2 separate regions of the Homo sapiens genome follow, and region 2 is linked to region 1. Evidence: read pairs that join two places in POLR2A ChIA-PET (ENCODE). Cell type or tissue: Panc1. All regions are shown on one strand. Links, peaks and the distances in the headings refer to the core of each region. The heading gives the core; the rest is flanking DNA. Region 1 overlaps SCOC-AS1 (SCOC antisense RNA 1). Region 2 overlaps MAML3 (mastermind like transcriptional coactivator 3).

The links. Peaks named below come from ENCODE experiments on the same cell type or tissue, not always from the same donor. Only the 100,000 strongest peaks of a DNase experiment are listed, where the experiment ranks them.
Region 2: POLR2A ChIA-PET joins it to region 1 with 8 read pairs; 2 of 35 experiments call an interaction of 5 or more read pairs at or near these places.

Annotation. Positions count from the first base shown.
Region 1 is chr4:140,329,593-140,332,510 of GRCh38, forward strand. All of the region lies in intron 2 of SCOC-AS1 (SCOC antisense RNA 1), which reads right to left. It also overlaps a transcript of SCOC not described here. Among named protein-coding and RNA genes, the nearest start is that of SCOC-AS1, 42 kb to the right of the region's middle. In Panc1, for the core only: CTCF peaks have their summits at 904 (motif pointing right) and 1,108; no DNase peak of the experiment used is centred there.
Region 2 is chr4:140,053,704-140,056,621 of GRCh38, forward strand. The region is part of intron 1 of MAML3 (mastermind like transcriptional coactivator 3); the gene reads right to left. The region is part of intron 1 of LOC124900783 (a long non-coding RNA gene); the gene reads left to right. Among named protein-coding and RNA genes, the nearest start is that of MAML3-AS1, 73 kb to the right of the region's middle. In Panc1, for the core only: no CTCF peak of the experiment used is centred there; no DNase peak of the experiment used is centred there; H3K27ac peaks cover 1,442 bases.

The DNA.
Region 1 (2,918 bases), core at 187-2,686:
AAATCAGCAAGAAAAAAACAAACAATCCCATCAAAAAGTGGGCTAAGGACATGAATAGACTATTCTCAAAAGAAGATATACAAATGGCCAACAAGCATATGGAAAAATGCTCAATATCACTAATTATCAGGGAAATGGAAATCAAAACCGCAATGCAATACCACCTCGCTCCTGCAAGTATGGCCGTAATCAAAAAATAAAAAAATAATAGATGCTGGCATGGATGTGGTGAAAAGGAAAACTTTTACACTGCTGGGAACTGGGAATGTAAACTAGTACAGCCACTGTGGAAAACAGTGTGGAGTTTCCTTAAAGAGCTAAAAGTAGATCTACCATTTGATCCAGCAATCCCACTACTACGTATCTACCCAGAGGAAAAGAAGTCATTATACAAAGATAATACTTGCACACGCATGTTTATAGCAGCACAATTTGCAATTGCAAAAATATGAAACCAGCCCAAATGCCCATCAGTCAATGAGTGGCTAAAGAAAGTGTGGTATATGTATATATATACCATTTACTCAGTCATAAAAAGAAATAATGGCATTTGCAGCAACCTGTATGGAATTGGAGAATATTATTCTAAGTGAAGTAACTCAGGAGTGGAAAAACAAACATCCTATGTTCTCACTCATATGTGGGAGCTAAGCTATGAAGATACAAATCTTCATATGATATGTTGGACTTTGCGGACTTGGGAGAAAGACTACACATTGGGTACAGTGTACACGGCTGGGGTGCTGGGTGCACCAAAATCTCAGAAATCACCACTAAATAACTTTTCATGTAACCAAACACCACTTGTTCCCCCAAAGACCTACTGAAATAAAAAAATTAAAAATTAAAAAACAAAAAATGCTGAAGCTTTTTGTTAAAGAGCACTTAAAATTAAGGTTCCCATAATTTATCCACCAGAGGGAGCCAACAAAGCCACAATAATAGGAACATACTGACCTTAGTGAGCTACAAATCAAGATTTTCAGACAAGGGCTGCAGAGTTGAGACATAAGCAAGTATCAATTGCTTGGTTCAAGGAAGGCATGTGAAAATTTATTGAAGTCAGATTTAATTCATGGCTTTGTTTTCTCAATAGTAGACATGTTTTAATAGTAAGAGTCAAATGACTTTGAAAGTTTTAACACTAATAAATGCCTTGTGAGGATATGGACATGAAAGTAAGAATAGCTCACCTTTAAAAAACACTTTACAGATTCTGAATAATTTTCAGTTAGAGAGTTGAGTGCTGGCAGTTCTCTTCATTAATACAAGAATTTAATAGATAAATACAGTTTGTGCCCATTGGGATGAAAAAAACAGTTTTTATTGCATCAATGCAGCGTACGGCTGGTATATATGCAAATTAGGAAAAGGCATACCTGGGAGGTTTAGGGCATGGTTTGGTGAGCAGAGCATGGGATGGATTTCAGACCCCACTTTCCCTTATTAGGCAGCTCTGTGCAAGGCTAACATCCATATGTGGCAGCCCTCAAGTCTGGGCAATGGTGGCTCCAAGGGGATGCTTGGAAGAGTTTTTAATCTTTCCTTTCTCCAATTCTTTGATAAGGACAATAGCATTTTCTTAATCTAATATAAAATGCATTTCCAAGACTAGTTGCCCACCTCTCTTCTGCCAATCAGAATGTTGACCCAGGTTCTTCCTGTAGAAAAATTCTGGATTCACCACTGAACTATGAAAATAAACATTTTCCATCCTGTTCTCCTCTGCTTCCAATCCACCCTGCTGGAAAAGAGTTGCCCATAGTTCCCAAGTGGCCTTTTTCTTTATAGTTTTCATTTCCTGATCACTCCCCACTTCCTTATTTTGTAGCCACTATCTATCTTCATCAGATTTTCTCGCTGGTTAGAAACTGAAACCAGACATCCATTTAAACATCTTACATGGGATCATCCCTCAGTCCTTACCTTATTTGATCTGACCACTTAACACTGTTGATCACTCTGTCCTTTGGAGATAATTTCCCCATTTGGCTTCTAGAACATGAGTCTTTTGCTTCTTCCCCTTCCAAATTGGCTGCTGCTTCTCAGTCTCCTGGTTTGATTCCTCCTTATCTTCCTGATTTCTAAGTGTGGACAGCTACAAGGCATCTGTCCTGTGGCTTTACACACCTTCACAGCTCTCAAGTTTATATCTCCCCTAGCTTCTATCCTAAACTCCAGACTCATCTTCACCTGCTCACTGAACATTTCCATTTGGATTTTGTATTATCTGTTCTCACACTGCTTAAAGAAACATCTGAGACTGGGTAATTTCTAAAGAACAGAGGTTTAATTGGCCCACAGTTTCTCAGGTTGTACAGGAAGCATGGCAGCATCTACTCCTGGGGTAGCCTCAGGGAGCTTTTACTCATGGTGGAAGGCAAAGCTGGAGCAGGCATCTTACATGGCAGGAGCAGGAGGAAGAGAGAGATGGGGAGGTGCCGCACACTTTAGAATGCCTAGATCTCTTGAAAACTCTTATCATGTGAACAGCACTAGTGGGATGGTGCTAAACCATTAGAAACCGCCCCCGTGATCCAACCGCCTGCTACCAGGCCCCACCTCCAGCACTGGGGATTACATTTCAACATGAGATTTGGGTGGTGACACAGATCCAAACCATATCAGATGTTTAAAAGCATCTCATACGAGACATGCCTAAAATCAAACTCTTAAGTTTCTCCTTCTATGTGTTTCATAGTCTTTCTCACCTAAGCTAATGATACCTCCCTTTTTAGTTGCTCATGCCAAAAACTCTGGAGTCATCTTTTTTTTTTTTTTTTTTTTTTTTTTTTTTGAGACGGAGTATTGCTCTGTCACCCAGGCTGGAGTGCAGAGTGCAATGGCATGATCTCAGCTCACTGCAACCTCTGCCTCCTGGGTTCAAGCTATTCTCCTGACTCAGCCTCCTTAGTAGC
Region 2 (2,918 bases), core at 256-2,755, 280 kb before region 1:
ACAAAATCGAGGCTCTAATGTAGGGAGAAAACACATTTCTACAAATTTTTGGTTGGCAAAATTCAAAACTTTATTTCTGGACACTAAAATCTGAATTTTGTTCAACTTTCACATGCCATGAAACATTACCATTATTTTGAAAATCTTTTCAACCATTTAAACTTGCAAAAATCACTCTTAGCACATGGGCCATACAAAACATCAGGCAGGCTAGGGTTTTGGCTCATGGGTCAGAATGTACGTCAAGTGGTTAAAACTGTGGTTAGGTCTAAGAAGAGGAAGTAGAACAAAAGACAAGGTTTTTTCTCTTCACTTTTAAATTAAGACATGTCTGTATTTTATTATAGACATATATTACTTTTATGTTCTGAAAAACAGTAACATGGGCAGGCGCAGTGGCTCACGCCTGTAATCCCAGCACTTTGGGAGGCCGGAACAGGCAGATCACCTGAAGTCAGGAATTCGAGACCAGCCTGGCCAACATGGTGAAACCCCATTTCTACTAAAAATACAAAAACTAGCCGGGCATGGGACGCATGCCTGTAATCCCAGCTACCCGGGAGGCTGAGGCAGGAGAATCACTGGAACCCAGGAGGAAGAGGCTGCAGTGAGCCAAGATTGCACCACTGCACTGCGACCTGGGCAACAGAGGGAGACTCCGTCTCAAAAAAAAAAAAAAAAGAAAAGAAAAGAAAAAAGAAAAACAGTAACATAAGACTTGATTCATTGGTTTGTTGATTAAAATAAAGATTTCTTTAGAGCTTTCAGTTTCCTCCATATTCTTCCTATTTAACTTAGTTTCTATGAGGATGGTGGTCTCTTCATTATCTGCCTAAGATGCCTTGCACCTCTCCTGTTTTCACACGTTTGTTGCCTGGCAAAATCACACTCATATTTCAAGGCTTATTTCTTATTTCCTAACGTTCTCCTGCAAGGCTTCCACATCTATGACAGTATGGGGAAATCTTCAGTCATCTGATCATCACTTGTCAGTTAATTTAGTGTGTGTTTAATCTCGTCTCCTAATTAGTATATCAGCTCCCCACAGGCAGGGACCACCTTAGAATCTTCAGTGGCCTCCAAGGCACCAAGCACAGCGATGAGTCCCCACCTCTGTCTTCCACAAATACTGGACAGCTATTGATTTGGTCAACCTATGCTAAAACACAACTGTAGAATATTTTTAAAGTGTACTAGAATCAGTGGATGAAAGAAAGATAGAAATTTTGTCTTCATTTTTAAACATATTTCTTAACTTTTAGAACTGTCCAACAATGAAATATGCTACCTCTTGAAATAACAAATTTCCTGACACTAAAAAGTATTCAAAACACAAGTGTCTGACCATCTGTCAGGGATTCTGTAGAAGGAATTCCTGTATTATTTAGGTCAGACCACACGGCCTCTAAAGTCCCTTCTCACTCAAGAATCTCTTATTCTGATGAACTCTATTCCCCTACCCCAAATATCTCATTTATTTCTTAAAATTAAGTGATTCAAAGTAACAGGGGTGACAAGTTCACAACACAGATAATAAAAAAAAACCTACTTCTTTGTCATTTTTTGAAATTCTATGGGTATATAAAGATGGTATTAATTAGTTTGTTTTAAGCAGGCTTGGTATGTATGATAAACCACCAGCACTAACCTGAAGAAAAAAATCCCAGAGCAGTGAGAATTTTTTTGCCCCTTATTTAGAAAGATCCCTGGGGATGGTTTGCTTATTGTTTTTGTTTATTTGTTTGCTTATTCTTTTCACTATATTACTGGGTTGCTGTCACTAATCAGCTGCCTGGACGACAACATGTAAATCATAAATACATCTATATTTTGCTTATCTTGAATCTGGCTTTCTAGAACCTTTAGAATTCTGCAAAATCCCCAGATTCAAAAGGAGCTTAGAAACAGATATTTTACCACCTCTTGGGAGGTAAAAATATAGCTCCTTGAGCACTCAGCTACATGTAAACATGACTACAAAAAGCCAAAGGTACAAAATTACACATCATGAGTTCTTTCATCAAGTATATCTACTCAGTACCCACCATGGGCAGTCAGGCAGTGCTCTAAGTACCAGAGACAGATGGTGACCAAAGACCCAGATCCTAACTGAAGGATTTACACTGGTCACCAAATGAAGGGCCAGTTAGTAGTTTAAAAAAAAAAAAGGTAAGAAATACATTGACTGGCTTGCAGTACCTATAAAAGACATTATCCAAAAACCTAGAAATGGAGAACTGATGATAGGAGAGAAAACAGAAAAAAGAAAAGCACATGGAAAGAAGAGAAAGGGGAAAATGAGGCAAGATGAGAATCAGCTGCAGCAACAGGGGTGTGTGGCATTAGAAGTAAGGGCTGGGAGCCCCAGACACTGACAGAGAAGAAAGGATGGCTGAGATGTTCCCAGAGGCCAATACTGGAAAGCACTGGGGCGCCAGCTCCATGTGTGTATGCAGTCCTCCATGCGGCATGGCTCCTGCTGCAGGGGGAATTCCCTTTACCAAATTAACTGGTGTTCAGAGTAAGAAATCACCTCTCTACATTCCAGTTTCCCAAGTACTTTCTAAGGGTGTCATGACATCTGTTCTAAAAAGCACCTATTTCAAGTCCTGGCACACAGCATGCCCTCAGCTAATCTTAGTTTTCTTTTCTTTTCTTTTTTTTTTTTTTAAAGACAGAGTCTTGCTCTTGTCGCCCAGGCTGGAGTGCAATGGCGCGATCTCGGCTCACCGCAATCTCTGCCTCCCAGGTTCAAAAGATTCTCCTGCCTCAGCCTTAGTTTTCTTTTTGTATTCTCCTAGAGTCATTAAGAAAAGGTTCTGGCCCTGCGCGGTGACTCACGCCTATAATCCCAGAAATTTGAGAGGCTGAGACGGGCGGATCACCTGAGATCAGGATTTCGAGACCCACCTGGCCAA